Regions from separate parts of the Homo sapiens genome. Here region 1 is linked to region 2. A link is an interaction called in ENCODE POLR2A ChIA-PET data of the cell type or tissue named here. Cell type or tissue: endothelial cell of umbilical vein. All regions are shown on one strand. Links, peaks and the distances in the headings refer to the core of each region. The heading gives the core; the rest is flanking DNA.

Region 1 (15,637 bases), core at 3,412-11,411, 880 kb before region 2:
CTGGCTAGTTTTTTTTTTTTCTTTTTGTAGAGACGATGTTTCACTATGTTGTCCAGGCTGGTCATGAACTCCTGGACTCAAGTAATCTGCCCACCTTGGCCTCCCAAAGTGCTGGGATAACAGGCGTGAGCCACCATGCCCAGCTGTTTATTTTTTCTTTCTTTCTTTCTTTTTTTTTTTTTTCTGTTTATTTTCTTTAAACACATATTCTTAGAAGTGGAATTGCTAGGTCAAGAGATGTGCATATATATATTTTTTGCCTTTGATATATGGCACCAAGTTGCCTGCCAAAAGCGGTGCCAATTTAAGTATCCACTCAGTTTCTTTCCCTCATCAGAATTCTTTTCTGAAATTGTATGTCATACAGTTTATTTTAAAGAAATTTAAAAAGTACAGAATGTTATGAAGGGGAAAAGTTTGTATTAATGAAATGGTTTTAATTACAGGATAGAATAGATTGTTAAAAGATACTTTAACAAGTTCTCCTTACATTGTTAAAATATATGAAGAAAGATCCCTGTATGTAAAAATTATTCAATGACAGAGGCTCCCCCACAATTTTTTATTAATTAGAACATTTCAAATTATAAAGCCAGAGAGTATAACTACATAGGAAACCATTGTTATGAAATGTATGATTCTAGAAAATGAATATTCATCTATGTTCTGTGTATACTTTGATCAAATATATTAAAATTTGAAAATGAAGTTCACAAGTAGTTTATGAAAGAAATACAATGACTTTGGAACAAGGTTAAAGCTTTATTCACAGATAAGTTTTAAAAGCACATTTTATTTTAACTTATATTTCTCTATTTTTCTTTTCTTTTTTTTTTTGGAGACAGACTCTCACTCTGTGCCTCAGGCTGTAGTGCAGTGGAAAAATCATGGCTCACTGCAGCCTCTACCTCCTGTGCTCAAGTGATCCTCCCACTCAGCCTCACCAGTAGCTGGGACTATAGGCACATGCCACCACACCTGGCTAATTTTTTTTTTTCTTTTCTTTTTTTCTCTATCCCAGGCTGGTCTCAAACTCCTGGGCTCAAGCGATCCTCCCGCCTCAGCCTCCCAAAGTGCTGGAATTATACAGGAATGAGCCACCGTGCCCGACCCCTTGTTTAATTCTTCTCTTTTTCTTCTATTCCTATCAGATTTTAGATCTTTCATAACTTAGTTAAGTCCTTAAAATCTTTCTCCAAGAACTTCAGGAATTTGGGAAGTTTAACTTTCGTATTAGGTAACGTATCATAATATAGAAAGCCAGGTATAGTAAAACATTAATTTGGATCCCACTCATTGAGATGTCAGTTCTCAGTGAGTTAAAAAATGTTGCAAATAGCCAAGCATGGTGGCAGTTGGCTATAGTCACAGCTACTCAGGAGGATGAAATGGGAGGATTGCTTGAACCCAGGACTTTGAAGCCAGACTTGACGACATATTGAGACCCCTGTCTCTTAAAAAAAAAAAAAAAAAGGAAAAAATGTTGTAAATAGTTTATTTTCTTTTTATAATAGAATGTTTTTCTATTAACTTGCTCTAATTTAGGAAGCTTTTAAAAGCTTTTTCTTATGAAAAATTTAAAACATATGCAAAGAACACAAAATGGTATAACGCCTTTCTACTGTTGCCCAGCTTCAACAGTGATCAACATTTTGCCATTCTTGTATGTCCTATGCCTTCACCCACTTTCCATCTCCTACTTGATGATGATTTATGGCTCTTTTTTTCAGGTAAAATTTACATGTATTAAAGTATACAAATCTTAGCTGTAGGATTTTGAGAAACAGGTAAGTCCCTGTGACCCACACACTTAGCAAAACACTACATTTTTCATTTTTACCTTCCCAGTCAGTAGCCATCAGTCCTGAGGCAATTGCTGTTTTGATTTTTTTTTCACCTCAGATTAGTGTTCCCTGTTCTGGAACTTGATATAAATGGAATCATACAGTTTTTTTTTTTTTTTTTTTTTTGACAGAGTCTAGTTCTGACACCCAGGCTGGAGTGCAGTGGCGCAATCCTGGCTCACTGCAACCTCCACCTCCCAGGTTCAAACGATTCTCATGTCTCAGCCTCCAGAGTAGCTAGGATTTTACAAGCATGTGCTGCCATGCCTGGCTAATTTTTATATTTTATATTCTTTGTGTCCAACTTCTTTCACTTGATCTAATGCCTGTGAAAGTCATTCATGTTGTCATGAGCTGAGTACTCTTCCATTGTATGGATATATCACAATTTGTTTTTCTGTTCTGATGATAGACTTTTAGGTTGGTTCCAGTAAAGTTTCTGCGAACTGGTTAACCTGCCTTTATATTTGCTTACAATATATATTGTTTCTGAAATACAATAACATCTAATTAAAAATTCCACTAATTTATAATTTTTGAGGCTGATCTGTCCCTCACCCCTCCACCTTAATATATTGTTCTGAGTTAGTGTTGTGCTTCAGCAAATATCCATTAATTTTAACATTTAACATTTCAAAGTTTATATAAAACCGGTACCTAATAGTTGAGAATTCTTGCCTTTGTCAGAAATTGAATTGAATACTTTTTTGAACACCAAAGTTTTCTCCAAAAATCATTTCACTTTTCACTAAACTAATGGTGTAATAAGCAATCTCTCTTTTTTGTTTTTTGTTTTTTTTGTTTGTTTTGGTTTGGTTTTTTTGAGACAGAGTCTCGCTCTGTCTCCCAGGCTAGAGTGCAGTGGCGTGATCTTGGTTCACTGCAGCCTCCACCTCCTGGCTTTAAGCAATTCTCTTGCCTCAGCCTCCCGAGTAGCCGGCACTTACAGGCGTGCGCCACCACGCCCAACTAATTTTTGTATTTTTAGTAGAAATGGGGTTTCACCATGTTGGCCAGGCTGGTCTCGAACTCCTGACTCAAGTGATCTGTCTGCCTCGGCTTCCCAAAGTGCTGGAATTACAGGCATGAGCCACCGCACCTGGCCAATCTCTCTTTTTTTTTCTTTCTCATTTGTTTTTCATTTTCTTTTTCAGAATTGAGCCCCTGAGTCCTGAGTTGGTGGCAGCTGCATCTGCTGTGGCAGATTCTCTCCCTTTTGATAAGCAAACAACCAAGTCAGAGCTGCTGAGCCAGCTCCAGCAGCATGAGGAAGAGTCAAGGGCACAGAGAGATGCAAAGCGACCTAAAATTAGGTGAGTGAATCAAACCCTTAAGTCAGTAATGTTTATATCTCAAAATGGGCCATTTTCATATGGCTAGTGAGTAATACACATAATATATACCACGTAAGTGGAATTTGTATATAAAATATACCACATAATTTTAGCAATTCAACTTTTTAAAAAACTTATGTCTTAAGTATGATTATAGTTTTTAAAAAAACAATTGAATAAAGTTTCCTTTTAGGAAGTTACAGTTTCTTGTCCATGAAAAAATAAATGGTAAATTCAATAATGTTATTAAAAATAAATAACAGAATAAAGTAGCTTCTCTGAGAAAAGTAATTTTTTTCAGTTAAATACCTTGCTGGTTTTATGCACAGGATGATAATCTTCAGGTCTGTTGCCTTCTCTTTTTCCTCTTCTGTATTTCATCTGACATCATTCCACTTACTCTCTTCATCTCTCATTATTTTATACCATGTTATACTACTTGCTGCCTATGTTATATTAAGTAGTAAGTATAGTAAGCAGTAACACTGCCTCATTTTGGAGAGTGATCTAAATCAGTTGTTCTCAATGAACGTGTATACCAGATTTATTTCAAGAAATTAAAAGAAATGGCCATGTGTGCTGGCTCATGCCCATGATCCCAGCACTTTGGGAGGCTAAGACAAGAGGAACACTTGAGGCCAGGAATTTGAGACCAGCCTGGGCAGAAAAGCAAGACCCCATCTCTACAAAACATAAAAAAAGTAGCTGAGCATGGTGGCGTGTGCCTGAAGTCTAGCTACTTTGGATGCTGAGGCAGGAGGATCACTTTTTTTTTTTTTTTTTTGAGACGGAGTCTCGCTCTGTCGCCCAGGTTGGAGTGCAGTGGCGCGATCTCGGCTCACTGCAGGCTCCGCCTCCCCGGTTCACGCCATTCTCCTGCCTCAGCCTCCCGAGTAGCTGGGACTACAGGTGCCCGCCACCATGCCCGGCTAATTTTTTTGTATTTTTAGTAGAGACAGTGTTTCACTGTGTTAGCCAGGATGGTCTGGATCTCCTGACCTTGTGATCTGCCCACCACAGCCTCCCAAAGTGCTGGGATTACAGGCGTGAGCCACTGCACCCGGCCTTGGGAGGATCACTTAAGTCCAGGGTTTGAAGTTGCATTGAGCTGTGATCTCACAACAGCACTCCAGCCTGGGCAATAGTGTGAGACAAGAAACTGTAATTAAAAAAAAAAAAAAAAAGCCAGGCGCACTGGCTCACGCCTGTAATCCCAGCACTGTGAGAGGCTGAGGCAAGCGGATCACCACGTCAGGAGATCAAGACCATCCTGGCTAACACAGTGAAACCCTGTCTCTACTAAAAACACAAAAAATTAGCCTGGCATGGTGGCACACGCCTGTAGTCTCAGCTACTCGGAAGGCTGAGGCAGGAGAATTGCTTGAACCCGGGAGGCAGAGGTTGCAGTGAGCCGAGATTGCGCCACTGCACTCCAACCTGGGCAACAGAGTGAAACTCCATCTCAAAAAAAAAAAAAAAAAAAAAAGGAAGACATAGATATCTGGACTGTCAGTTCAGTGACTCATTTTATTTGTATTTGAACAAATAAAAAGCAACAAATAAATATGGCTAACTCTTGGTTTTAATTTAGTTATTGGATGTAGGTGATAGGTATAACAGATACTGATTTTACTTTCCTATCATTTTCTCTGAATAATTTTTCATGAGACACTTACGTTTTAAATGAAGATTTCTGAAGTACATCTTTAAAAGATGAAAGTAAACATAAATTGTAATGTTCTGTGTTATGTGAATGTTAATAGGCGACATTTTTTATTTAAACATTTTATGCTGTGTAATTAGTGCATAAAAATGAAATAAGAATTAAATGATCTCAAGTCTCCTGTTAAAGGAAGTTTATTACTGTTCTGTAGCTAAGATTTCTAATACACTTGACCTTTTTATTATTTCAGTTTCAGTAACATAATATCAGATATGAAAGTTGCCAGATCTGCTACAGCTAGAGTTCGTTCAAGACCAGAGCTTCGGATTCAGTTTGATGAAGGCTATGACAATTATCCTGGCCAGGAGAAGACGGATGATCTTAAAAAAAGGTATCAGGCTTTGTAATCTGCTGGGTTTTGTTTGTGTAGTTTGTTTTTACCTTAACTGTAGATTTACCTTATTGTGTGTGTGTGTATTATTGCTGTTGGATATCTGAACATTATGAATACATTTACATCTGTGTTCTTACTCTCTGTATACCACTTCCTAGAGAGGGAACCATGTGCTGGATTTAGCCAGTCCTGTAGTTTTCCATACCTGAAATCAAAACGGGCCATGCTTCACATCTACCCACGATGAATAGGGGTCCTTTCATTTAGAGTAAGCGGAGCTGACTGAATTCTGAGCAAATAAGTATTTTGTGAGAAACATTATTTTTCATTTTAAAAATAAGTGTCTAATACTGTGTATTCATATAGCCTTTATATCTCAATACGTGCTTATCTGTTGGTATACCTTAGAGAAATAACCCACCATCAATGAGAAGAAGGAAAGGCAGGAGGAAAAAAGTTTATATAACACTTTAAAATGGTAGATTATTTGTGGCCATTTGAATTTACTGATTTGAAGTTCTTAAAGATGCTGAGCCATGCCTTACATAGTTATTTTAGAATCTAAAGTTGTTCTGTATTTGCATAACGTTTCTGTTCTTTTTCTTCTTTAAACCCTGAAAGTGATAGATGGGAAGGAGGAACCAGATATTTGGCATGGTCTGACAAAAATTAACTTGTCTTTGTAGCAGGATATGCTCACAACTGGAGTGTTTTCAATGCATTGTATATTCCATGGATTTGTTTTAAGTAAAATCAGAAACTTGAGTTAACTCTTTCTGGGTGTTAAATTAATGATTTATACAGGAAAGTTGGAAAAGGTGGTCAGCAGTTAACACCGGAAGTTCAAGAGGTTATGGTGACTTTGGAAGATTATTTGAATTACTAATTTAAAGTGATTTAGCATCTGTTACATATTATTGAATAAAGGAGAAGGTGTACTTGGAGTTTTACTTAAGAATATTTAACTGAATCAGTTAATCCTCGAGAATATTTAACTGAATCATTCATCTTGGACATGATTCTGTGCAACTACATTAGGATGGTATATTATAATTTGATTTTTAATATTAGATTTGATATTTAATATTTAAAAAATTAGAAGCAAGTAGGAAAGGGTTTTCTGTGCTTTCAATGTGTTAAAAAGCCAGCCAGAGGTGAGTAAGGGGAAGCAATGGTGAGACGCCAAGTTTTTCACCCTGCTATGACTGGGGCAGGATCTGGGATATCAACCCCAGACAACCCAGGCCTGGATTGATTTTTTCTGTTGGAGATTGACAGTTCACACTGGCCTGCCTCAGAATGTTGGCACTGCCACTGACTAATTCTGTGACTGGGGCACCTTTTATAGCCTCCATCAGGCTGTTTCCCCAGCTATAAAATGCTGAAAGTGAAACCTAGCTTAAATGGCTTTCTTAAGGAATAGAAAAGAAACACGTGTAAACTATCTGGTACATAGTAGGTGCTCAGCAAATGTCCATTCCCTCTCTTTGTAGTACGTTCCTCTTTTGAAATTCAATACTTTATCAAGGCATTTGCCCTCTGCTGTGACTTGCTTTAATCCACCATCCTGTTTATCAGACGTGCGGTTGAGGGAGAAGAATGCAAGGCACTGAAGAGAGTTATGGAGCGTAAAAGCCTTTGTTTACAAATAACTTGGAACCTGTTAGAGGGAAGATTATATGATTTGAGATCACATTATTTAACGTTCATATGGTATTTGCATTTTTCCAGTTATTTCTATTTAGTAGAGAGAAGTAATTTAGTTTATAAAAAAACAAGAATTCAAAATTATTTTTAAAACTAACCCTCCAGTTTATTATTTTTTATTTTTCTTCGAGACGGAGTCTCGCTCTTATCGCCCAGCCTGGAGTGTAGTGGCACAATGTCGGCTCACTGCAACTTCTGCTTCCTGGGTTCAAGGGATTCTCCTGCCTTAGCCTCTCAAGTAGCAGAGATTACAGGCACCTGCCATCACACCTGGCTAATTTTTTTTGTGTGTTTTTAGTAGAGACGGGGTTTCACCATGTTGGCCAGGCTGGTCTCAAACTCCTGACCTCAGGTAATCTACCTGCCTTGGCCTCCCAAAGTGCTGGGATTACAGGCGTGAGCCACCTCGCCTGGCCAGCCATCCAGTTTATAAACTGGATTTTAATCTGCCAGTAAATGTATTCAAGTAAATATGTGAATTGATGCATAAAGCAGTTGATTATCAAGTGTGTAAGAAAATGTTACCTATTAACTCTCTGATATTAATTTCAATAGTTAATTAAAAATAGTCACGTAAAGAAAGTTAATAATTATTTTAAAATACAGAATGATTGCCTTATGAAAGGGAATGTTGTGATTTACCAATGCAATCTTTTATAATTATAATTTGTAATTAAACATTGCAGTGTTTTCTGCCCTTAAAGACAAATGTTGAGTTTAACAGCTTCTATTTTGGCATGGTTATAGTTTTTCACAACATGGAGTTTTTAAAACCTTAATATAAACGTGAAAAAATAAAAATTATGGCAAATTAAGCTAATCTTTTCAATTAGGTATTTTGGAAATTGCTGTAATTGATTTGTTGTATTATGAAGCAAAACTTCAAGTGCACATTTCTGTTTTTTGTTTATCAGTCCTAAAAATGTGGCAATTTAGCTAATATTTTTGATGTGGGTCAGTGGAATTTTTAATTTCTACATAGAATATTTCACTTAAGATATTTTCTCATAGTTTTTGTTGACAGTTTAAAATATATTCATTAAAATGTTATTTTCTTTTTTTGGACTTAGGAAAAATATATTCACAGGGAAAAGACTTAATATTTTTGACATGATGGCAGTTACTAAAGAAGCACCTGAAACAGGTTTGTTAAGAATAACACTCTTTCTCAGGTGGAGAAACATTCCATCGTTCCAGGATGTCCTTAGTGTTCTAATAGTTTGGATATTTTAATATTCCATTCTGTCATTGGCCTGGATCCTGCTTATGAATGTGGCGGTTGTTACAAGGAAAACTTGGGACTGTAATGTCCGCCTAAACTGGGAAGGCGTCAAGAGACCAAAGAATAATTTGGGCAAGTCCAGCTTGATGAATAGATGAGTTTACTAGAACTTACATTACATACTGGACATTCCTGAGCAGCTCTAGAGTCACCCTGCCTCCCATCTCTAAGCAGCCTTTCAGCTAATGTTTTGTTTGCCTACTCTGTGTGCGCGATGACTGTTACCTGATATGTTCCCAGGTATGCCCTGGGATGTTTGGGTTCTCAGGGACACCTGCTCCTCAGCTAGGCACCATGGCCTTGGCTCCCTGCTCAGCCTTCAGGATCCAAGCAACACACATACACTCTTAAGTAACCTGGTGGGGGTTACTACAGTTGTCAACATTGCTAGTTTCGGTCAGGCTTCCCCCTTGAAATGTTGCATTCTGTGAGACAGCGGGAGGTAAGTACTACCGATTACCGAATCCAGAGGTCCAGATTAGCTACTAATTTGAGTTAGAACAATAATAATCAACTACCATTTACAGTGTATCTCTATGCTATTACATAAAGATATACTGGTTCCTGCCCTTAGGCAGCTTAGAAGAGGAGACAGCATTTACAAAATAACTTACTGAAGTGACTTAGTGATTGTTTAGGAGATGGGAAGAACATTCAAGGAATATATTTAACAGACTTGTAGTGTTTTCTTTGGGTAAGAAATTTGCCATTTTAAGTCTAAAAGAGAAATAAGAGTGTCCTCTTGCTTGACATTAAATTTAGTTTACTAGTAAAATAAATGAAGAAACTTAATACAAATGGTCTCTAGTGTATAAGTGATGAGCATTTCTAAAGAAAATAAGTTAGTTTTTTGGATATTGGTAGAAACAATGTTGTATGTGGACTTGGGAGGCTGAGACAACATGATGGCTTGCGACTAGGAGTTCAAGACCAGCCTGGGCAACATAGCCCCTTTCTCTAAAAAATAGAAAAAAATTATCCAGGCATGGTGGTGCATGCCTGTAATCCTAGTGACTTGGGAAGTTGAAGTGGCAGGATCACTGGAGCCCAGAATTTGAGGCTGCTGTGAGCTATGATTGTGCTATAACACTCCATCCTAAGAATCAAAGTGAGACTCCATCTCGAAGGGGAAAAAAAAAAAGAATGTTGTATATGATAGATAAGTTCCTAGGCGGGCCTCCAAAGGCTCATTTAATCTTTCTACAGTTACTTATACGAACTTTTGATTTTCCCTCTATTTAATAGACTATTAGGGGCTATATCTCATTCATGTAGCACCTACTCATGTGGCTTACAGATCATAGGAACTAGGTGTCTTAAATCTTAAATTCTTTTTTGAACAAACTGTACTGTAAAATATATATCTGTAGAGGAAAGAAGTTAATTCAGTGTTTGTTCATTTGAATTGAAGGTGAAGCTAAAAGAACAACCCCCTTCTTATATTACAAAAACTGCATTCTCTTGTGTATGATGAGAAGGAAGTGCAAAATGCGTAGGGACAAGGAATCGCCTCTTCCCTGCTCAAATGGTTAAGCGTGCATCAGAAAGGAATTTCTTGGCCGGGCACGGTGGCTCATGCCTGTAATCCCAGCACTTTCGGAGGCTGAGGTGGGTGGATCACTTGAGGTCAGGAGTTTGAGACCAGCCTGGCCAACATGGTGAAACCCTGTCTCTACCAAAAATACAAAAATTAGCTGGGCATGGTGGCGGGTGCCTGTAATCCCAGCTACTCGGAAGGTTGAGGCAGGAGAATCACTTGCACCCAGGAGGCGGAGGTTGCAGTGAGCCAAGATTGTACCATTACACTCCAGCCTAAGTGACGAGCAAAACTGTCTCAAAAAAAAAAAGAAAGAAAGAAATTGGTTGTCAGGGCAGCTGCTGTTGTCCAGCCAAAAGAGGCACTTGAAGATTCTTGAGAGTCTTGAAGGAACCATCTTACTTTTTAAAATAAAAAAATCTTATTTCTAAAACTGAAGTTAGTTGGCAAGGAAGCATTGAAGTTTTATATATTTTATAAAACAGTATCAAATTATTATACTCTAGTTAGGAAAATAGCACACAACTTTAATAATTTAATGAAGGTACTGTTTAAATATGCTATACTTGCATGAGTCTAAAGAATGGTTTTTGTTCCCAATTAAATACAAGAATAGCAAAATGTGGAAACGTAAATTTAGCAATTGTTCACTGTTGTTTTCCCACCACCTGAAATAATGCTGGAAATACAGTTGGCATTCAGTAATTTTTTTATTGACTGATTGAATGAGTTATTCTGTTCCATGATTCCCATGTCTTGTTCCCCACTAAGTTCTTACCACTGCTACAAAGGATATACTCATAGGCCCTACTGGTTATCCTAGAGTCGACAGGCAGTATAGCTTAACAGAAAGAGTGTTGGTGTTGTGTAGAACTGGATTCAAATTCAGATTCTGCCACACTAACTTTTCCCCACCTATAAAATGAGGGCTACTACATACATCTCAAAGATTAAGTGAGGTAATATGAGAAAAGTGTCAGGCACAGTGCCTGGAACATAGTACATATTTAACAAATGCTTACAAATATTAGCAAGTGTAAAAATATAGTGATGATCCTAATGATGATGGAAAAGACATAGGTGGGTCAGTGACCACCAAGTAAAAGATAACTGAGACAATTAAGTTATTTTTGATGTGATTGCTCTGTAAATGTGGCTAGTTAAGGCTAACAACTGATTGTTTCCCAGTATCAGATGATCTAGGCCAAATATCTAGCAGTCAGTGTGTGGCTAGATACATTTCTGCACATAAAGGCTCATAGAAATAGATTCAGAAAAAGCAAAATAGATAAAATAAGGCTTACCCAGGTAGAAGAGTAATTGAGCTATTTGTTGATATGCTTTAGTGGGGGCTTGGCAAAAGTGGGTAAAGAGGTAAGCTGGAGGATAGGTCATATGCAATCTATGCCTCTAACCCGGAAACTGTTCCTAGGAATTTGTTCTAAGGAAATATTACAGATACGCGCTAAAGTGTAACTACAAGGATATTTGTCACTATAGTATTTAAAAGAGAAAATATATAAATGATCAAAATATTGAATAGTAAGGGATTGTGATACATATATATGTAATATATATATATATATATATATATATATATAAAATGGGATACTAATGCAAGCATTCAGTGAAAAAAGTAGATTACCAAACTATACGATCCTCATTTATTTTAAAAAGTGATATCACCCAGAAAAAAATAAGAAAGATAAAAGATGTTGGTAAAATAACTAAAGAATAAAAATATAGGGGAAAAGGTAGCCAAGGGATAGATATTGATATTCATTTTCTTTTTACAACTTTATTAAGTTGTAATTTGTGTGCAACAGATTGCATATATTTGAAGTATATAACTTGACTAATTTTGACAAATATATACACCCATGAAACTACCAGTTATAATTTTAAACATTTTCATGACCCTCCAAAGTTTCCTTGTGTCCTTTTGCAATACACGCAAACACACACACCCCACACACAGTATGTAGGCAACCATTGATCTGCCTTCTGTTACAATAGGTTAGTTTGCATCTTTTAGAACTGTACATAACTGAAATCACATAGTATATACTCCTTTGCATCTGGCTTCTTTGACTCAGCATAATGATTTGAGATTCATCCATATGCTGTTACATGTACTAGTAACGCATTTTTATTACTGAGTAGTATACAATTGCATGGCTGTATCACATTTTTGTACCTATTCACCTGTTAGTGGACATTTGGGTTGTTTCCCAAATTACAACCCACATTTGGCTATTACAAAGAAAGCTGCCATTAACTTTTGTGTACAAGTCTTTGTATGGACATGTATTATCTCTTGGGTGAATATATCCAGGGATGAAACGACTATGTTGAATAATAGATATATTTTAACTTTTTAAGAAGCTATCAAACTGTTTTCCAAGGTGGTTGTACCATTTTATGTTCCCAGCAGCAGTAACTGGTGAGAATATGGCTCATTTTCAAAAGATGATCTGAAGTTTCAAAAGTAAATAAGTTATTGAAACATGTAATTTGATAGTGGTAATTAGCCAACATGATAATACGTTACTCATAGGGTTTGTTGTGAGGATTACATGCACTAATGCATAAAATGCATTTAAGCGCAGAGGAAGTACTCAGTATTCATTAGCAGTTTTATTGTTATTCTGTTAATTTAACTTCTTTGGTTGTTAACAGTAGTACATTTGTGACTAATTTCGATAGACTAAAAATAAAGATAAACAGGCTAGACTTTAAAAATGAAAGTCACATATTCTACAAAAAACATTCACATTCATAAAAATACCCTTAAACAAAATACAAATTTATTTTTTTCTTTCCAGTAGAGGGGGCAGTGATTACCTGGCATTGTTGCAAAACAAAAGTTAAGCTTGCCATTATTGTAGTTACAATTTTTAATATAATTTTTGCAGTTATCTCTCAGTAACTTTTTATTATATACTATTTAATTATGAATGTCAGGGTCTGAAAAATACATGGTCAATTCAGGATTGGTTGTAACTTTTAAAAAAAGATACTTACATTGACTTGTTGTTATCTAAAATGTCTTTATTATGTAGACACATCACCTTCACTTTGGGATGTGGAATTTGCTAAGCAGTTAGCCACAGTAAATGAACAACCCCTTCAGAATGGATTTGAAGAGCTGATCCAGTGGACAAAAGAGGGGAAACTATGGGAGTTCCCAATTAACAATGAAGCAGGTAAGTGTTAATTTCAGGGGATTATAAAACGTATTGATTGAGATTATTTCTGCCAGATATTTACTTTTAGAGTATAGATACTTACATGAATTTCAAAACCTTTTGTGGATATCTTCATGGTGTCCTAAAATAAATCTGACAAGGTTTTTTAAAAAAGATGTTGGAATTTCACTTATTTTTAGATATTCGATAAGGAAAAATGAAGAAGTAAAACTATATGGCAAAAATCCATCATGAATTTCTATGACGTAAAAGGACTGAGAACTGCAAATGATACCAGTTTTCTAATCGCTAAACAGGATATTACTTGGTGAATCTTCAATAAATTAAATAAGGTGTATAAGATTATACTTAAATTTTGGAGAACATTACAACTCTTAAAAGTCTCACGCTGGTGTCCTTTAGTCATAAAACCATTGCATTAATGAGGTGCAAGGAACTTGTATGAGCCAGTGAAAGTAAAAACAGTATGCTTTGGAAATCTTTGCCTGCATAATATAGGTGCTTTGAACTGGCAACAGAATATCATCTACTTTACTGGATATTTTTTGGAGATGTTACCTCTTCCTAAATCAGAAGAAAAACAGTATTACTATGCTATTTATTTTTTATGATACCCATGTTGTCATCAGCTAAACATTTTAATTGAATTTATAGATGTATTTTGAATTAGAAAAGATTTATGGCTGGGTGCGGCTCACGCCTGTTATCCCAACACTTTGGGAGGCTGAGGCGGGCGGATCGCCTGAGTTCAGGAGTTCGAGACCAGCCTGACCAACATGGTGAAACACCGTCTCTACTAAAAATACAAAATTAGCCAGGCATAATGGTGCATGCCTGTAATCCCAGCTATTCAGGAGGTTGAGGCAGGAGAATCGTTTGAACCCGGGAGGCAGAAGTTGCAGTGAGCCGAGATCACGCTATTGCACTCCAGCCTGGGCAACAAGAGTGAAACTCCATTTCAAAAAACAAACAAACAAACAAAAAAAGATTCATTTACTTTTAGGGTAAGATTAGCTAGAAGTTGGAAAAGCCTAAATAAGTCTTAGGAAAATGTAGTCTGTATTTTAACCTTCATAATGTTATGGTATCATTGTAATATCTTAATTTTTGATAATCTTTTATTTGTTGGATTAATAGTTGGAATGGAAGCTTAAGTATCAGAAATATTTAGTCTTATATGTAAATAATATAATTAACATAAAGTGTTACTTTTTATAGGAAAACTTCAGAGACTTAGAGATTCTTTTAGCAAATTCTTAATATTTTGTATATTCGTATTGTTTTTGTTTTTTGAGATGGAGCCTCGCTGTGTCATCCAGGCTGGAGTGCAGTGGTGCTATCTTGGCTCACTGCAACCTCCTCCTCCCGGGTTCAAGCAATTCTCATGCCTCAGCCTCCCGAGCTAATTTTTGTATTTTTAGTAGAGATGGGGTTTTGCAGTGTTGGCCAGGCTGGTCTCAAACTCCAGACCTCGGGTGATCCACCCGCCTTGGCCTCCCAAAGTGCTGGGATTACAGGCTTGAGCCACCGCACCTGGCCTGTATATTCATATAGTACCTGCAATAATATAGCATACTGTGTTTCATGTATTACATAAACTGTATATTGCTTAAAGTATGGTTTCTGTGTTCTGGAAGGTATCAGGGTAACGTAAAAAGACCAACGCCTTTTTAGTCGTACAAACCTGAGTAGCAGCCCTGTCCATTTTAGCCATTTGCCTTTGAGGAAATTATTTAAGCTCCTGGGTATCAGTATCCTCTCTGTAAAATAATATCTGATATTAAGGAAAGATTTGGTTTACTCTGAAAACATGTTTGGATTTCATTATTTGAAGAAACTTGGGTGTTCCAAATCCTCATGGTTAAAAACCTGATTTAAAAACCCAGTATTAGGCCGGGCACAGTGGCTCATGCCTGTAATCCTAGCTACTTTGGAGGCTGAGGCAGGAGAATCACTTGAACCCAGGAGGTAGAGGTTGCAGTGAGCCAAGATCGTGCCACAGCACTCCAGCCTGGGTGACAGAGCGAAACTGTGCCTCAAAAAAAAAGAAAGAAAGAAAGAAAAAAAAACAGTATTGAGGTATAATAATGTGACTTTATTCAGGAGAGTCGGTGAAGCATAGTGGTTTTAGAAGTTCCAGATCCTGAGTAAGTTACAGACTTGATCTCTCCAAGCCTTACTTCCTTCATCTCTAAAATGTTGGGAATAATAATAGGACTCATTATACAAGATTGGTGTGAGAATTAAGTGAGGTTAAACAAGTAAAGCATCATCACCATCACCATCCCTGTTTCTACAGCAACAACATTGTGAAGGGGTTTGCTTCTGTAACTGTTTTCCATTGTATACTGTAACATTTTATTTTTCAAAATTTTACTTTATACTGGAACATTTTAAATCTTAAAATATTAGCAAGGATAGTATGTATTATCTGGGAACCACCAAATAGGGTGTTAGGAAAGCACGAACTCATGGTATGTTGTCATCAGCAGTCAAACACTTAAGTGCATCAAAATCTTGAGTGATCAAATTCCAACGGAATTTATCTTAAATTTGACCTGGTTTCTGAGAAAATTTAATTTCTAAAAAAGGAGAGAAACATGTTTTTTTGGTCAGGTTGGGGAGATAAATGTGACAGCTATCCACATGACACTGCATATTATTGAT
Region 2 (15,637 bases), core at 4,202-12,201:
CAGTTTATTCATTTCCTTTTGATTTTCTGCATCTTTTAGTGGCCCTGCTGTTGCTGCTCAATTATTATGCTGCTGATTCCCTACACACCCTTTTTTCCCTGAAGAGACTGTAAAAAGTGAAGGGACAACATCCAGTAGTTCAAAGTCAGTACTGGAGTGAGATGGACAGGACCCACATTTCAGCAAAAGAAGTTAATATATAATCAAAATAATAGTACTCTATTACCAGTGGGGAGGGGAGGGGGATAAAGATACCAAAGACTGTTTTATGAAGCCAGTCAGCTTTTATAAAATTTGTCAAATTTATGAAAATTGACTTTCTCAATTAGGGACCTTCCTTTTGACTCTCCTTGGATGCCAGAGCAAAAGGCCCTACATAGGAGAAACAGCCTAGGCTTTGTAATCTCAAACCTGAAATATCTGACTGACTTTACTCCTTACTTATATGTATGATTTTGATAAATTACTTCAATACTCTGAATATCAGTTTCTTTATATGTAAGAGGAAGACATTAGTATAATATATGTTTTAGGGTATTGCCCTAAAACATGTAATAGAATTCAAAAGATTCTACATTAAACACCTATCGTAGTGCTTGGCACATAGGACATTCCAAATAAAGATAAGTCACAATTGTTACTTTGTCAAATGCTTTTTTTTTGCATCAATTGAGATGATTATGTTTTGGGTTTGTTTTCCTTGGTTCTGTTAATGTGGTATATTTCTCTGATTTTCATTTATCAAACCATCTCCGCATTCTGAGAGTAAGTCCCACTTGGTCATGGTATATAAACCTTTTAATAACCAAATTTGGGTGCCAGTACTTTGTGGATAATTTTTGTATCAATATGCATAAGGGATATTTATCTGCAGTGGTTTTTTGTTTGTTGTAGTATCTGCTGGTTTTGCTGTCAGGATAATGCTGGCTTCATAAAATGAGTTGGGAAATGTTCCCTCCTCTGCAATTTTTTGGAAACATTGAGGATTGTTGTTAATTCCTTAAATGTTTGTAATTTACCAGTGAAGCCATCTGGCTCAGGACTTTTCTTTATTGGAAGGTTTTTGATTACTCATTTAATCTACTTGCTAGCTATAGGTCTACTCATATTTTCTAGTTCTTCATAATTTAATTTTTGTAGTTGTGTATTTCTAGAAATTTGTGTATTTTATTAAGGTTAGACAATTTTTTGTCTTACTAATGTTCATAGCATTGTCTTAATTTTTTATTTCTACAACATCAATAGTAATATCTCACTTTGCTTTCTCATTTTTGAGTCACTTTTTTTTTATTAGTTTATTAGTCAGTCTGGTTACAGGTTTGTCAATTTTGTTAATCTGTTCAAAGAACCAACTTTTAGTTTCACTGGTTTTTCTCTACTGTTTTTCTATTCCCTATTTTGTTTATCTCTCCACTGATCTATTATTTCCTTCATTTTTCAAACTTTAGGTTTAGTTTGTTTCTCTTTTTCTAGTTCTGTAAGAGGAAATTTAGGTTTTTTTTTTTTTAGATCTTTCTTCTTTTTTTAATATAAGCATTTATAGTTAGAAATTTCCCTCTTAATACTGCTTTTGCTGCATCCCATTTCTCTAGTTAATTTCTAATTTCCCTTGTGATTTCTTCTTTGATCCATTGATTGTTTAAGAGTATGTTATTTAATTTCCAAATATTTGTGTATTTTTCAGGTATTCTGTTATTGAGTACTAGCTTTATTGTAATCAGAAAAGTACTTTATATAATTTCAATCTTTGAAATTTATGAAGATTTGTTTTGCGGCCTACTATATTGTCTATTCTGGGTAATGTTCCATGTGCAATTGAGAACAATGTATTCTGCTGTTGTTAGGTGGAGTGTTATCTACATGTCTGTCAGGTGTATTTAGTCTATAATGTTCTTCAAGTCCACCATTTCCTTATTCATCTTCTCTCTTGTTGTTCTATCCATTATTGAAATTGGAGCATTGAAGTCTCTTAGTGTTATCTTTGAGCTGTCTATTTAATCCCTCTAATTTTATCAATGTTTGCCTGAAATATTTTGGATCATTGATGTTTGGTGCATACACATTTATAATTTTTACAACTTATTCATAAATTGACCCTTTAATCAACACATAGTATCCTTCTTTGTCTTTATAACAGCTTTTTACCTAAAGTCTATTTTGTCTGATATTATTACCTCAGTTCTCTTTTGGTTGGTTACTTTTAGCTGGAATATCTTTTCATATCCTTTTACTTTTGATCTATCTTTATATCTGAAGTGAATCTCTTGTCAACAGCGTATAGTTCTAATATTTTAAAATTCATTCTGCCAATCTATGCCTTTTTATTGAAGAGTTTAATCCATTAATATCTAACATAATTACTGATAAGAATGGACTTGCTTTTGCATTTTATTGTGTTTTCTACATGTCTTGAAGCTTTTTTGTTACTTATTTCCTCTATTACTGTGTCTACTGTGTTGAGTTTTTGTAGTGACACCCTTCTCATTTATTTTTGTATATACTTACATATATTTTCCTTGTTGTTACTATTGAAATTACATATAACATCCTAAAGTTATAACCATATAATTTAAATGGATATCAACTTGACTTCAATCATATTTAAAAACTACTCACATAAAGCTCCACCCCACCTCATGTTATTAATGTTATAATATTAATCTTCATACATTGTATATCCACTAAAAGATTTATGATTACATATTATGCATTCATCTTATAAATCATGTAAAAACTAAAGAATGGAGTTAAAACCAAAATTACAACACTAGTGGTGTTTATATTTGCTCACATATTTACCTTTAACAGAGATCTTTATATCTTCATCTGACATTGAGTTACTGTCTAGCGTCATTTCCTTTTCATTTGAACAACTCCCTTTAGCATTTCTCATAAGACAAGTCTAGTGGTAGTGAGCTCCCTCAGTTTTTATTTGTCCAGGAATATCTTAATTTCTCCCTCATTTTTAAAGGACAGTTTGGCTGGGTTGAGAATTCTCAGGGACAGTTTTGTGTGTGTTTTGGGCTGGGGGTGTCATTCAGTACATTAAATGTATCATCTCACAGCCTTGTGATCTCCATGGCTTCTGTTGAGAAATTGGGAAATAATCTTATTAAGGGTCCCCTATATGTGATAAGTTGCTTCTCTCTTAATGCTTTTAAGATTGTCTCCAGCTTTGCCTTTCAACAGTTTGACTATAATGTGTCTTCTTATAAGTCTCTTTTGGTTTATCCTACTTGGAATTCATTGATCTTGGATTTTTAGGCTTGCATATTTGATAAAATTAGGGATGTTTTGGTCATTATTTTAACAAATAAAGTCTTTGCCATTTTCTTTCTCTTTCTGTGACGTCCATAATGCACATATTGGTCCTCTTGATGGCATCCCATAAGCCCTTTAGTCTCTGTTCACTTTTCGTCCTTTTTCTTTCTGCTCTTCAGAGTCAATAACTTCAAATAACCTATCTTCAAATTCTCTGATTATTTTTTGGGCTAGCTGAGATTTGCTTTTGAGCCCCACTAGTGAATTTTTCATTTCAGTTATTGTATTTTTTAGCTCCAGAATTTCTGTTTGGTTCTCTTTTATAATTCTAATCTCTTTGTTGATATTCTCATTTTTATATATCATTTTCAAGATTTTCTTTACTTCTTTTTTCATGTTTTCCCTTGGCATTTTGAGCATACAGAAGAGAGTTGTTTTAAAGTAAGTCCAATGTCCGAGCTTTCTCAGGGATAGTTTTTGTCATTTCATTTTATCCATTTAAATGAGTCATATTTTTCTGTATGGATTTTTTTTGTAAACTTAGTGATTTTATGTTGTTGAATATTGGGCATTTGATAATAATAATGTGGTCTTTCTGGAAATCAGATTATCCCCCTCCCCAGAGTTTGCTGTTTTGATTTTGATTGCTGAAGGCTATAGCAGTCCATTTGTTCTGAGATTTTTTTTTCAAACATTTTTTGCAAAGGCTATTTCTTGTCATGTGTGCTCAGTGAAGCATGTGTTCCTCTAGCTTATGTTCAGCTATGTTTTGATAGATTTCCTTGAGTCCCAGGAGCTAAAACAAAATTTTAAAAGTACCAGAGAGACGGGGTGGGGGTGGGGAGGACAAAGCACCTCTCAGGCTTTTCAGACCCAGCTGTATGCTTGGGGAATCCTTTAGCACTCAGGCTTGTTCTGAGCCTGGATATCAGTCTTGGGTGAACATCTAAGGTCTCCTTAGAATTTTTTTAAGCATGTATCTTACCTAGCCATGTACATGGCTTCCTAGATTCCCCCATATAAACAGCTGCTTTTGAATGTCCTAATTTCCCAAAAAGTCTCACCCCAGCTTCTCTTTCAAGCCTTAGTTGGACTATCATATGTCTTCAGCAAGACTCTCTTGACTCAGCCAATCAGTGGGTTTGTAGCCCCCTTGTACCTTTTCTGAACAGTACTCATTGCTTCTCTTGCATGTTTTCTGAGTTATGTAAGACAGAGAAGAGCAAGTCAGTTTTTCAGGTATCCCCAGGCAGGTTGGAACAGACACACATAATAATCTGCAAAGGAGGTCTACTCTCTCCTTCTGGTTCAAAGAAAGGAACTGGGAACTGGGTTGCTGCTGCTCAAGACCAAGACTGTTTCCACCAGGAGAAAGGAGTGGGGCAAAGGAGGGTAAAACACCACACAACTTCACTGACATTTAGAAGATGACCTTTTCTTGATTGGCTGTTTGCTTGGTTGCTGTAAACCTTTGATTGTTTTCTAAAACTTCCATAAATTTGGTTCACACAGCCTCTGGTTGATTTGGGGTTTGTTTGTTTTAAATACTTTTTTGAGAGAACACACGAGTTTGGAGCTTCCTAGTCCACAATTTTGCTAATGTCCCATCATTATTATTTTAAGTGGATTTACCACATACCAAAAACTGTACAGAGCTTAGTATTTCCCCTTTGCCCTGCAGACCCACTCTCACCCTCTATGTCCTACTGTGTCCCTTGTAGGCTGATCTGTACAGGCTGTACCAGTGGGCTCCCTGCTCCAGTGAAAGGAAAGGGCGTCTGTGCATTCCCTTCCTGCAGTGTGCACAGATTGGCTATGTTTTCCATCAAATGCCACAGCCTCTCTCCAGTAACATTCTACCTATGGTTACCCTCTCTGAGATCTGGAACTGGCACACTTCTCTTCAGATTCAAGAGCAATAAAGAGCTCATGCATCATTATCAGTTTCTGCCATTTTAGCCCAGGGTCTTTCAACATCCCTCTTACATGCCCTTACATCTTCCCATCCTGTTTTAAATCGCTCTTTTATTAACATTTATCCCTGAGTAACAGTTTGAGAATGCCATCTGTTTCCTGCTGGAACTCTGATGGACACACTGCACCATTGGCTGCTATTGCTCTTTCAGAGAAATGCATCTGATTCTGGAGAAATGTGCTTGGATACTAGCAGATTCTGGAGACTACTTTATGTCAAGAGATAGGAATTCATTTCCCTGAATGAATTTATAGCATTCATCAGGGTTGGTAGTCAGCTTGGGGCTCAGAAAATGTCTGTTAGTGAACACATAGCCTTGGTCATACCCTGTAATCTGAAACATGAACCAATTTATGGCTTAAATACTACAGGGCAAGATTGTTCTCCCTTCATGTGCGGGCAGTGCAGAGCAGCAATTTCTCATCACAGTGGCCTGTCCCAGCAGTGGCCTGTCCTGCCTTCCCCCAAATTGAGAAAGCTAGTGCGTCCTGTGTCCAGACGAGCTGTCCATAAGGTAAGATCAAACACTAATTGTTCTCTCTTGAATTCATCCTTCTCACTATTGACATCCTTTTTTAAGCACAAACGAAGCCACTCCTTTGCCAGAAAGCACCAGTGGCTGACTTTGACAAGACCAGGATGACAAATACTCAACATGTGAGCTGTCACTCCTGCTCTCACCTCCATGGCATGCTCACCCTCTAAAGCTGCTTTCAGTCTTGGACACCTTCACCTTCCAGCTCTCCAGATAGCCACTATTTATAGTGTTCTCCACTCAATATAAATGTCTTTTACCACCTTGCTCTTCAAAATATGATGTGCTTCAAATTCAAAAGCATAGCATTATACAATGTGGTCCCAAATCATCTAGGCAAGCATCTTAGCACTTCTCTCCTATTCTTTTGTGCCATATCTTTAACACTTTGCACTAGTCATAGCACATATTGGGTATTCTAAATATATGTTAGACCAACATTTATACAGTCCTATGAATTAAAGTTCTCTGTGTTACACCCATGAACATGCAACATTTAAATCTGGAGCTAACCATAGTTTGAGTCAAATATGTTTGATGTATTGCAATAACACCAGATAATATTTGTAAATTAGCTTAGAACATTTGTTCATACATTTATTTGTACAATTTAAAGAGTAGAAAAGTTCTATTAGATGAAAGTTCAGAAATATTTTCCTTACAGAGTAAAAGCTACGAATTCAGCTTGATGTGCCTTCAACTGGTCTTTTCAAGCAAAGGGCCTGATGACATTGGTTTTCTCACAAGTGAGGGGACATAACTTTCACATGTGAGATTGACTGTTGTTTTCACTGTAGCTCAACTATCTGGACTGTAGCTTATTGTGTCTGAGACAAGGCCCAAAGCAAATCACAAATTATTGTCATTCTCCCAATTTTACCTCTCCTTGGAAAAACCAATTACATCATTTATCTGCTGACTCTTTTTTGGTGTAAGCTTATTAACACTAATTTACTGAATTTGCATTAGAATTTCAAATTTAGTTGCTTTAACAGAAGAGTAAAACAAAACCACTATTTTTTAAAATAGCGCTAAAATTTTTAAGTGTGTTTCGAGAAAAGAAATTGAATTCCAAATATAGACAACTCCTACTTATTAATGCCAATAGGGAGCATGGCAAGTTGATAGTCAGATGAATTTCTGTCCAGCAATATTTACTGAGAGACTGCTGTGTCAGAAGAGGCTGAAGACTGGAGAAGGTTGAAGGTCAAGGGAGGCCACTGCCCATCCTCCCACAGCATGCAGGCTCCTGGGGATAGAAGATGTACACAAATTGTTGTAAATGTCGTAACTCAATTATTAATTTTAAACTGAACTCTTTAGATAATATTTTCACGCACTGTTTATGGAGCATTTGTTGTGTGATGAGCAATCATTATTTTTCATGTCTTATGTCATTTAGTTCTCATGATAATTTTACGAAGTAGATTTTATTACTTATTCCACTTTAAAGATGGGGAAACTGAAGTTCAGAAAGTATGGATAATGCAAAGTTTAATTCACTAGTAAGCCAATGCTCACAAAGAGCCAGAATTTTGGAGTTATATTTTTAGACGGACACACTTTGAAAACATTAAAACTTAAGAGTACAAATCATTCAAACACTTAACTATCAGTTCCTGGATAACTCAAGATATTCCAAATACATAGTAGTTGGTAGCTGACAACCTAAAAGCTAGTTTTGTTCTGAGTAATTTATTTACCAAAATCTTTTTTACACAAATAAACTCCCTGGAAAATATTTTCAAAATCATTTCTAAAGCCGCAAAAACAAATTTAGACCTAGAAAAAATAGATTGTAGATTTTGATCTCAGCACAGGATTTATCTTTATAAATAACCCAGGGTGGTATGTGGATGTGTGGCTGAAAGTGATAAGATTATAGAATATCAACTAGAAACACAGTCACAATAGTGGAGTCTGGGGGAATTTGGCACAATTGAAATAGCTTTATTATTGTTGTTGTTTTAACATATTTTGAAAGTGGAAACAGTGGGCTAAGACGGAAAAATACTTTTCTTATGAGAGACTTTGATTTCTCTGTAACTTCCAAAATAGGAAGCAAACTGTGGAATCCAATTACTTCCACTAAGAAATTACAATTGCTAAAATTTGAGGAAACATACCTCTCTTTCAGTGCAGTGTTTCTAGGTGCCATAGAATGTGACCCTGAAAGCAGCTTTCACAATTTGAGACTCTGGGTTTAGCTACAGAAGGGTTCCAGGACTTGAGTCTCATATCTACTCTTATTTGCAGAGAGTCCAGAAATGTGTCGACAGACACAGCTGAACAAAATCTGAATGTCCTTCCAAGAGCTCCCTGCACAAATGTCCTGCACAAATACAAAAAAGCAGAGGGAACTTCTCTAAGAAGATGGCTCAAGAATCCCACAACCACAATTTCCTTGGTCAGGGAAACTGCTCTTTTGTACGAAGCAGTGGGCCAGAAGGTATTTCAGAATCTTTGGAAAGAAAGAAAATCGAGGAACTTGAGTTGCGTATATAAAGTCTTGGGTTTTTAGTCCAGGGTTCTAGAACACCCCGGCAGTTTGTGCTTGTGCTTTGTGCATTAGGGGGAGAAATGAGAGAGTCAGAGATTGCTTTAGTTTGGCAGGTGACATAGCTTGGTGTTGAAGCAAACCCACTTGAGAACTAGGCAATGCAAGTTCAAGTAGTGAAAACTCTTAAACCTAGAAAAAAGGCAATTGTGAATTTTAATCTTGGAACAGGATTTATTTAATAGGATTTACTCAGTTTGTGTACGTGTGTGTGTGTGTCCCAAAGTACAAAGATAATAGAATACTAACCAGAAACACAAATTCAAAAGTTCAAGTTCTGCCATTTACCAGCTACATACCCTTGAAATTTTACTTCATTTTTGCCAGCCTTAGTTTCTTCATCTGTAAATCCAAGATGATGAAAGTACTTACTTCACAGGCTTCTTGTGAGGAGTAAGTGAAGTTAGTGTTTAACACTGTGCCTGGCACTTAGTAAGCATTTCATCTCATTAGATATTACTATTATCGGCTGGGCATGGTGGCTCACGCCTGTAATCCCAGCACTTTGAGAGGCCGAGGTGGGTGGATCACCTGAGGTCCAGAGTTCAAAACCAGCCTGGGCAACATGGTGAAACCCTGTCTCTAACTAAAATACAAAAATTAGCCAGGTATGATAGCTAGCGCATGCTTGTAATCCCAGCTGCTCGTGGCTAAGGCAGGAGAATCACTGGAACCCAGGAGGGTTGCAGTGAGCCAATATCACACCACTGCACTCCAGCCCGGGCAACAGAGCAAGACTCCATCTGAAAAAAAAAAAAAAGAAAGAAAGAAAAAAGAAAAAAAAATATATTGCCATTATCAGCACAGAGCTGCTTCGAATAGTCATACAAATCTAACCTTTAACCAGCCATGACTTGCTGAGTCTTTAAAAAATTAGTCCGTCTTTCCCTCCTTCTCCTCTCTAGCTATTTCCTTTTCTTCTTTTTGCTTTTTCTTTCTTTTTTTTTTTTTTTTGAGATAGAGTTTTGCTCTCGTCACCCAGGCTGGAATGCAATGGCACGATCTCGGCTCACTGCAACCTCTGCCTCCCGGGTTCAAGTGATTCCCCTGCCTCAGCCTCCCAAGTAGCTGGGATTACAAGCACGTGCCACCATGCCCAGCTAATTTTTGTATTTTTAGTAGAGACGGGGTTTCACCATGTTGGCCAGGCTGGTCTTGAACTCCTGGCCTCCAGCTATCCACCCGCCTTGGCATCCCAAAATGCTGGGATTACGGGCATGAGCCACCGCTCCCAGCCCCTAGCTATTTTCTAACATTGAAGAGCTCACCTGGGAGGTCAATAAAGTCTCATTTCAGAGAACAAAAATAAGCGTGTCCCCTCTACTAGGTTCCTTCTTGTGCATTCTCAAAAGACCCTCCCCTACAATCCCACTTGACTTCTCCAGGGATGACCCAAACCCAGCTTGTCAGTTGGTACTACAGGTTCCAATCAAAGAAAAATGTAAAACCTCCTGGGGCAGTTTCCAGAGGGCAGGCAAATCTCTTTGTGTGATTCCCAGCTTTTGTGGTGAGGGGCAGTGAAGACGGCCATCGGGCATGGCAAAGAGGGGAAGGTGGGGAGAAACTCCAAAAGCAGGGTCAGAGACTGGCTTGATGCTGGGCCTGGAACGATGTAATCTGTTCCCGATGTGAGAGAGGCAGGCTGGGTAAGCAAGAGAAAGTGTAAGGTACCATCTGTTCTAGACTTCTGAAGATTTTCATTACATTCAGATCAACTTGATAAGACACCCCAATCTACACCAGCATTTTTCAAATAGGGTTTTCAAGAGCTTTCTGAGGACTGCAGAAAGCAGAGCTGTGGAACTTGGCAGGAGATTTAGCACGACTTCCTGCTGGAGCCAGGTCAGCATCTTCAGCGCCGTTCCCCTGGCGCCTCAGCCCTATACACTATCTGACCTTTCTGCACTTTCTTTCCTCCACGCCCTTCTGTCATCTTATCTCCACTGCACCTCCTTATTGGAAAAGGATTCTTACCTAGGTTGTTACAGGGGCCTATCCTTTAATCAGGATGTTCACAAGGGGTTTCAAAATCACCCTGATGGAACTGAACTATACACCAGGGTGGTTCCTCCCCGACTTCTTTCTTCTCTACCTTTCTTTCTTCCTCCCTTCTTTCTTCCTTCTTTTCTTCCTTTTTCCTCCCTCCTCCCCTTCCTCTTTCCTTCTTTTCCTCCCTCCCTCCCTCCTTCCCTCCCTCCATCCCTTCCTTCCCTCCTTGTGTATTTACTGACTGTCTGCTATATCCCTGGCACTAAGCCTCTGTTAATTACATACACTTAGGCCAGGCTCTTGAATTTGCAGACAACAGCAAATCCCGTTAAGTTGCCAACACTTGAAAGAGAAGAACATTTATAGATGTGTTGAATAAATGCACTCCAACTAATGAGAAAGCTTATAAAATTATTTGGATTCATGTAAGTTTAGATTTAAGGTAGCACAAGAGCAAACAGCAAACCACTGGGAGAGGTGAAATGAGATTGATAGGGAAAAATAGATCAGCAAACCAAATCAGATATATTTGTTAAGCACCTTCCATTCATCCTGACCTGTGCCAGGGACTATGGGAGATGGGAGGAAAGTAGAAAAGATGCTTTGAGGAGGTGTCTTGAGACAGATGTCATTAGGAACCACTGACCAATAACACTATGCGTGGATTCCCCAGGGAATCCATAGGCCTGTGGCTATGAAATGGCCACAACCACAGCAGAAGTTTAGCAGTTGCTTAGGAAGACGTAAATTCCCAGCTGTGACTCACCGTGTGTCAAGGAGGATTTTTCTGACATCAGTTTCCAAGCAGCTCACCCAGACTTTCTTACCCAAGAGGGTACCAGACCATGATGCCACTGGAGTTGCATTTTTTTAATTTATTTATTTTATTTTCCAAAGGGCCATTTGAACCAAGAGTGACCTGTGGCCCCTGGAAACTCTAAGCAGTGGTTTGGCATCTTGAGAATCTGTCATGCTTTGTGGAAGGGTCTAGTCCTGTCTGGAAAACAAAACTGGTGATATTTAATGTGAAAGTGTAATCCTACTGTCTCTCTCCTGATAAATGCTCAAAACTCAAGTATAAAAGCAATGAATTCCCCTTGGATATCTAAATGTAGCACTTAAAATCAATTTGATTTTATCTGAATTCTGTTAACATTGGATTATAGATGCACGGTTGCAGGCTTTGAGTGTTTTCAAGTTCTCGATATTTTAATTTTTTCCATACCCACATTGTTTTAAATGTGAGGCCTAATGTCTTCCAGCCCTAGGCTTGCAAATCCATGTTCATCTCTGTGACTGACCCCATAATATTTACTTATAACGTTCATAAAAATACCCTGCATGCCAAAAGCTGTTAGCTGCAGGAAGATGATAAAATATAAAAATATTTAATCAGCCAGTGGGAATTCCCTTACATGTTAAATCAAAGGCTCTCTCAGAGGACCCACGGTGACCTCGGAAGGCCAGAGGGTTCAGCCGCACTGTGCGGCAGCAGGAGGGAATGCCTGCAGAAAACCCACCCTGTTCAGGGCCCCTTCATGTCCTCCAGAAAACACAGCCCTAAGGAGATGCTCGGCTTCACTGCCAAGGGACTCAGGGGCCGGCATGTGCAGGCTCTGTACGGCTTTTCCACTGAGGTTTGTGTAGCTTGTCCCATCTCTCTCAGGGCTATCTCACCATGTAACATGTGCTCTGTTCCTCTTCCTCCCAACCCCCAGGACTCAGTGTTTCTCAAAAAGGAGCACCACAGAGGCTTTCTAAGGAAGAAGTGCTAGAGAAATCATACAGGGAGTGATGGGGAGGGAAAAATATCCCAGGGAAAGGAGTGCTGGATCCAGCCCTGTCTTTGCTGCCACATGTGTTGAGCAAGTCATTGCACATCTCTGGAAGTTGGATGGATCTGTGGTTTTCAGCCCTAATGGTTCCAAGAGGTATCCCTAGGTTACAGAGAGGATGACAAGGGGCCGCTGGGTTTTTATACTCCTTCCCCCTTGCCCCACTCCTTATGTCAGTCAGCTCAGCAGTAATCAGTTTTTTGTTCTGGATTACACATAACATTTAACTCACAAAAAGTGTCTGCTGTTAAAAAGAAAAGTTTAAAAACCAGTGGAACAACGAAAAAGTCCTATTTAATATAAACATAATTTGAGGCTCAATAATATCCCGGACTCCAATTTCCTGCTCATTGGCAGTCCCTACTAAAAGCTAGTTGAAACTAGTTCTTTACATCCCAGTGCCCACTAAGGAGCCATCAGAGCATAAGCTAGGCCTAGCTGAGGGGTGGGGTTGAGTGGCATAGTTCAAGGATGCTACTCTGCTTTTGCAGAAGAGTATAAAATTACAAAGGCTGCAACTTGAGCCAACTGGCAGAATGCTATTCACCCCTTTTGCATTACTTTCTACTTGAATGGCACCAAAGCAGTGTGCTTGTGTTCCTACTTTCTGGTAACATTTTTAAAAACTAAATCCGGTCTTTGAATTTTGATATAACCATTTCCTTTCCCAGGACTCAGGAAATTCACCAGCATTGTATTGGGACCCATGTGAGTGACAAACACGATGATAACTCAGAACCACTGAGCCTCTCACTGTGGTGCTTTGCTCTTAGGCCAAGTTTGTCCTGAGATGATCCTTCCCAGATGGCTGCTCAGAACTTTATGCAAACTGACTCTTGAAATGTCCACCAAAGGAACTCATCCAAACCCCAGTACTGGATGCCACCAGCCCAGCTACATTAATCATACCTTCCTCTTTTGTGCCAAAGTCCTCATTTTAAGCCAGATGATTTAAAATCATTCCATCACCCCCAAATCATTTTGTCATTCAATTTCCATCTATCATGCTAGATGTCCTAAGTTTTGTCCTTGATTCAATTTTGTGTCAACTCAGTAATATTGAATCAAAATTCTATTACTAATTCAAACCAAAAGTGACAAAAACAGAAAGTTTTACAGGGTAAAGCATAAGAACTTTTCCATTCAGCTGCTTAATATTACCTGTACTCCTAACATCAAAAGACAGTTTTCACTAGCATTTTGTTGTATAGTCTTTCATATCTTCTTGATATATACACAATATTTTTAATAGCAATAAGATCACCAATATATGCAGTTTTGCGCTCTGCTCTTTTGACTTTAAACAAGAGCCTAAATTTATCCAATGTTAACTAATATTCTTCTACAATATAATTTTTAAAGAATAAAAATTAATTCTACAATATAATTCACTACAAAATTAAAACTTTCAATGACTATGTAAGATGCATAATTTATTTAACTCTGTTCTCTACTGTTGCAATGCTTGCTTTTTCAATTTTTTAATATTAAAAATCCCGAGATGAATATACTTATACCATCATTGTAATTTTTATAGTTGAAATTCCAGTATCAAAAGGAATGCTTTTAATAAACATTAAGGAACTTTAATAAATATTGACAAGTTTTCCTGTGGAAAGATGAATACTTCTGCCATCATTTTTGGCTTGTTACTTAGCCAACACTAGGTATTATCATTTTTAACCTTTATATAACTGACAGAGGAGAAATGGTATCTTATTATCGCTTTTAATTTGAACTTCTTTGCATTATATTAAGAATGAATATTGGCCAGGCATGGTGGCTTGTGCCTGTAATTCCAGCACTATGGGAGGCCGAGGTGGGTGGATCACATGAGGTCAGGAGTTTGAGACCAGCCTGGCCAACCTGGTGAAATGCTGTTTCTACTAAAAATACAAAAATTAGCTGGGCGTGGTGGTGGGCAGCTGTAATCCCAGCTACTCAGGAGGCTGAGGCAGGAGAATCACTTGAACCGGGGAGGCAGAGTTTGCAGTGAGCCGAGATCACGCCATTGTACTCCAGCCTGGACAACAGAGTGAGACTCTGTCTCAAAAAAAAAAAAAAAAAAAAAGGAATGAATATGATGTCAAATGTGTATTGGCCATCCATATTTCTTTTTTGAGCGAGCCTATTCATGTCCTTTGCCATTTTCCTTTTGGTATATTCAGCTATCGTTGATTTCCAAGAGCTCATTATATATTAAAGATCTTAACCTTTTATCTGATATGTATGTATACAACAAATATTTTTTTGAATGTTTTAAACCTAAAAATATTGTTTAGGCTATTTATGTTCAAAATGATAAAAACAATTGATTTTAGTGTCATGATTAGAAAATGCTTCCTTATTTCTAGAATCATGTAAATATTGCTTTTCCCCCCTTTGTTTCCATTCCACATTGAAATTATTAATTAATTTGGAATTGATATTGTAATAAGGTATGAGATAGGCTTCTTTCCTCTAATCCAAATATACAGTCTATTGGCAAATCTTTTCGGTTCCTCTTTCACAGCTCCTGCTGTATCTAGTTTTCTCTGCATAAAGTGACTTTAATACAGATATTGGTCTGCTCTCTAAAACTGGGCTCAATGGTAATCTGGCAAAACTTCAGAAACTCAGGGCAATTAGAAAAGTTGAGCCTTCTTATGCTCTTGCAATTAAAAAGTAAATAAATTTTTATTTATTTGACCCATTGTAACATAATAATAGTTCATAGTGTCTAAACTAAATTTTGATTCACTAAGTCCAAAATGTTGGTTCACAGTTGGTTATTAGGAGACAACAATCCTTTGTGAGCGCTCTCTTTTTAGGTCTACAAGTCATTTCTTCATAAACTCTGCAGAGCCTCCACTGTCCAGGCACCTCACTGCTACCTGTGAGCCTCCCTGTGGCTCACACCACGTGGCTACAACTTCCTCCCTAACCAACCATGTCAGTTCCATTGTTCAAACTGCTATAAAATCCTGCTTTTCACCAGAAAGTGTTAAAAGATTGCTTATCTGAAAGCCCAAGGGCATTTCTGACTTCTTCATGAAGTTCTGTATTATTCACCATTGCCACCTCCACCAAATTTCAATCACCTCCAACATATATGGAACCTAAAGGTTTTATCAAAAAAAAACTTAATTTTTATAAAAGTTTTGGGTTAACAGAAAAATTAAGAAGATAGTCCAGAGAACTTCCATTAAAACTTTGTTTTTTTAAGTGAGAATTTCCATAACCCTCTATGTGTTTTACTTTACCATTTTCCTAAAGTAGACATCAGTATGGTTTTCACTTGCGTAGACATTTCAGGGTGGCCTTCTTATACAATATTAGCTCCTAGAAAAGTATAAAATTCTCTTTTTACCGTGCCACATTTTTATTAACATACAAAGCTCTTAATGGTTTTGATGATGATGAGGTTGAGGATGAGGATGACAGCTACAATATTTGTGGTCCTGAAAATACTTTTTATGTAATGATATGAAATTGTATTTACTCCT

Evidence for each region. ChIA-PET counts read pairs that join two places held together with the same protein. Peaks named below come from ENCODE experiments on the same cell type or tissue, not always from the same donor. Only the 100,000 strongest peaks of a DNase experiment are listed, where the experiment ranks them.
Region 1: POLR2A ChIA-PET joins it to region 2 with 5 read pairs; 2 of 35 experiments call an interaction of 5 or more read pairs at or near these places.

Annotation. Positions count from the first base shown.
Region 1 is chr13:40,746,468-40,762,104 of GRCh38, reverse strand. MRPS31 (mitochondrial ribosomal protein S31) reads left to right here. Exons shown (of 7, transcript NM_005830.4): 3 at 2,999-3,157; 4 at 5,092-5,232; 5 at 8,013-8,086; 6 at 12,824-12,967. Among named protein-coding and RNA genes, the nearest start is that of MRPS31, 17 kb to the left of the region's middle. In endothelial cell of umbilical vein, for the core only: no CTCF peak of the experiment used is centred there; no DNase peak of the experiment used is centred there.
Region 2 is chr13:39,871,880-39,887,516 of GRCh38, reverse strand. No RefSeq gene overlaps it. Among named protein-coding and RNA genes, the nearest start is that of MIR4305, 220 kb to the right of the region's middle. In endothelial cell of umbilical vein, for the core only: no CTCF peak of the experiment used is centred there; DNase peaks (open chromatin) are centred at 5,336, 7,696, 11,076, 11,736 and 1 weaker place; H3K27ac peaks cover 6,565 bases.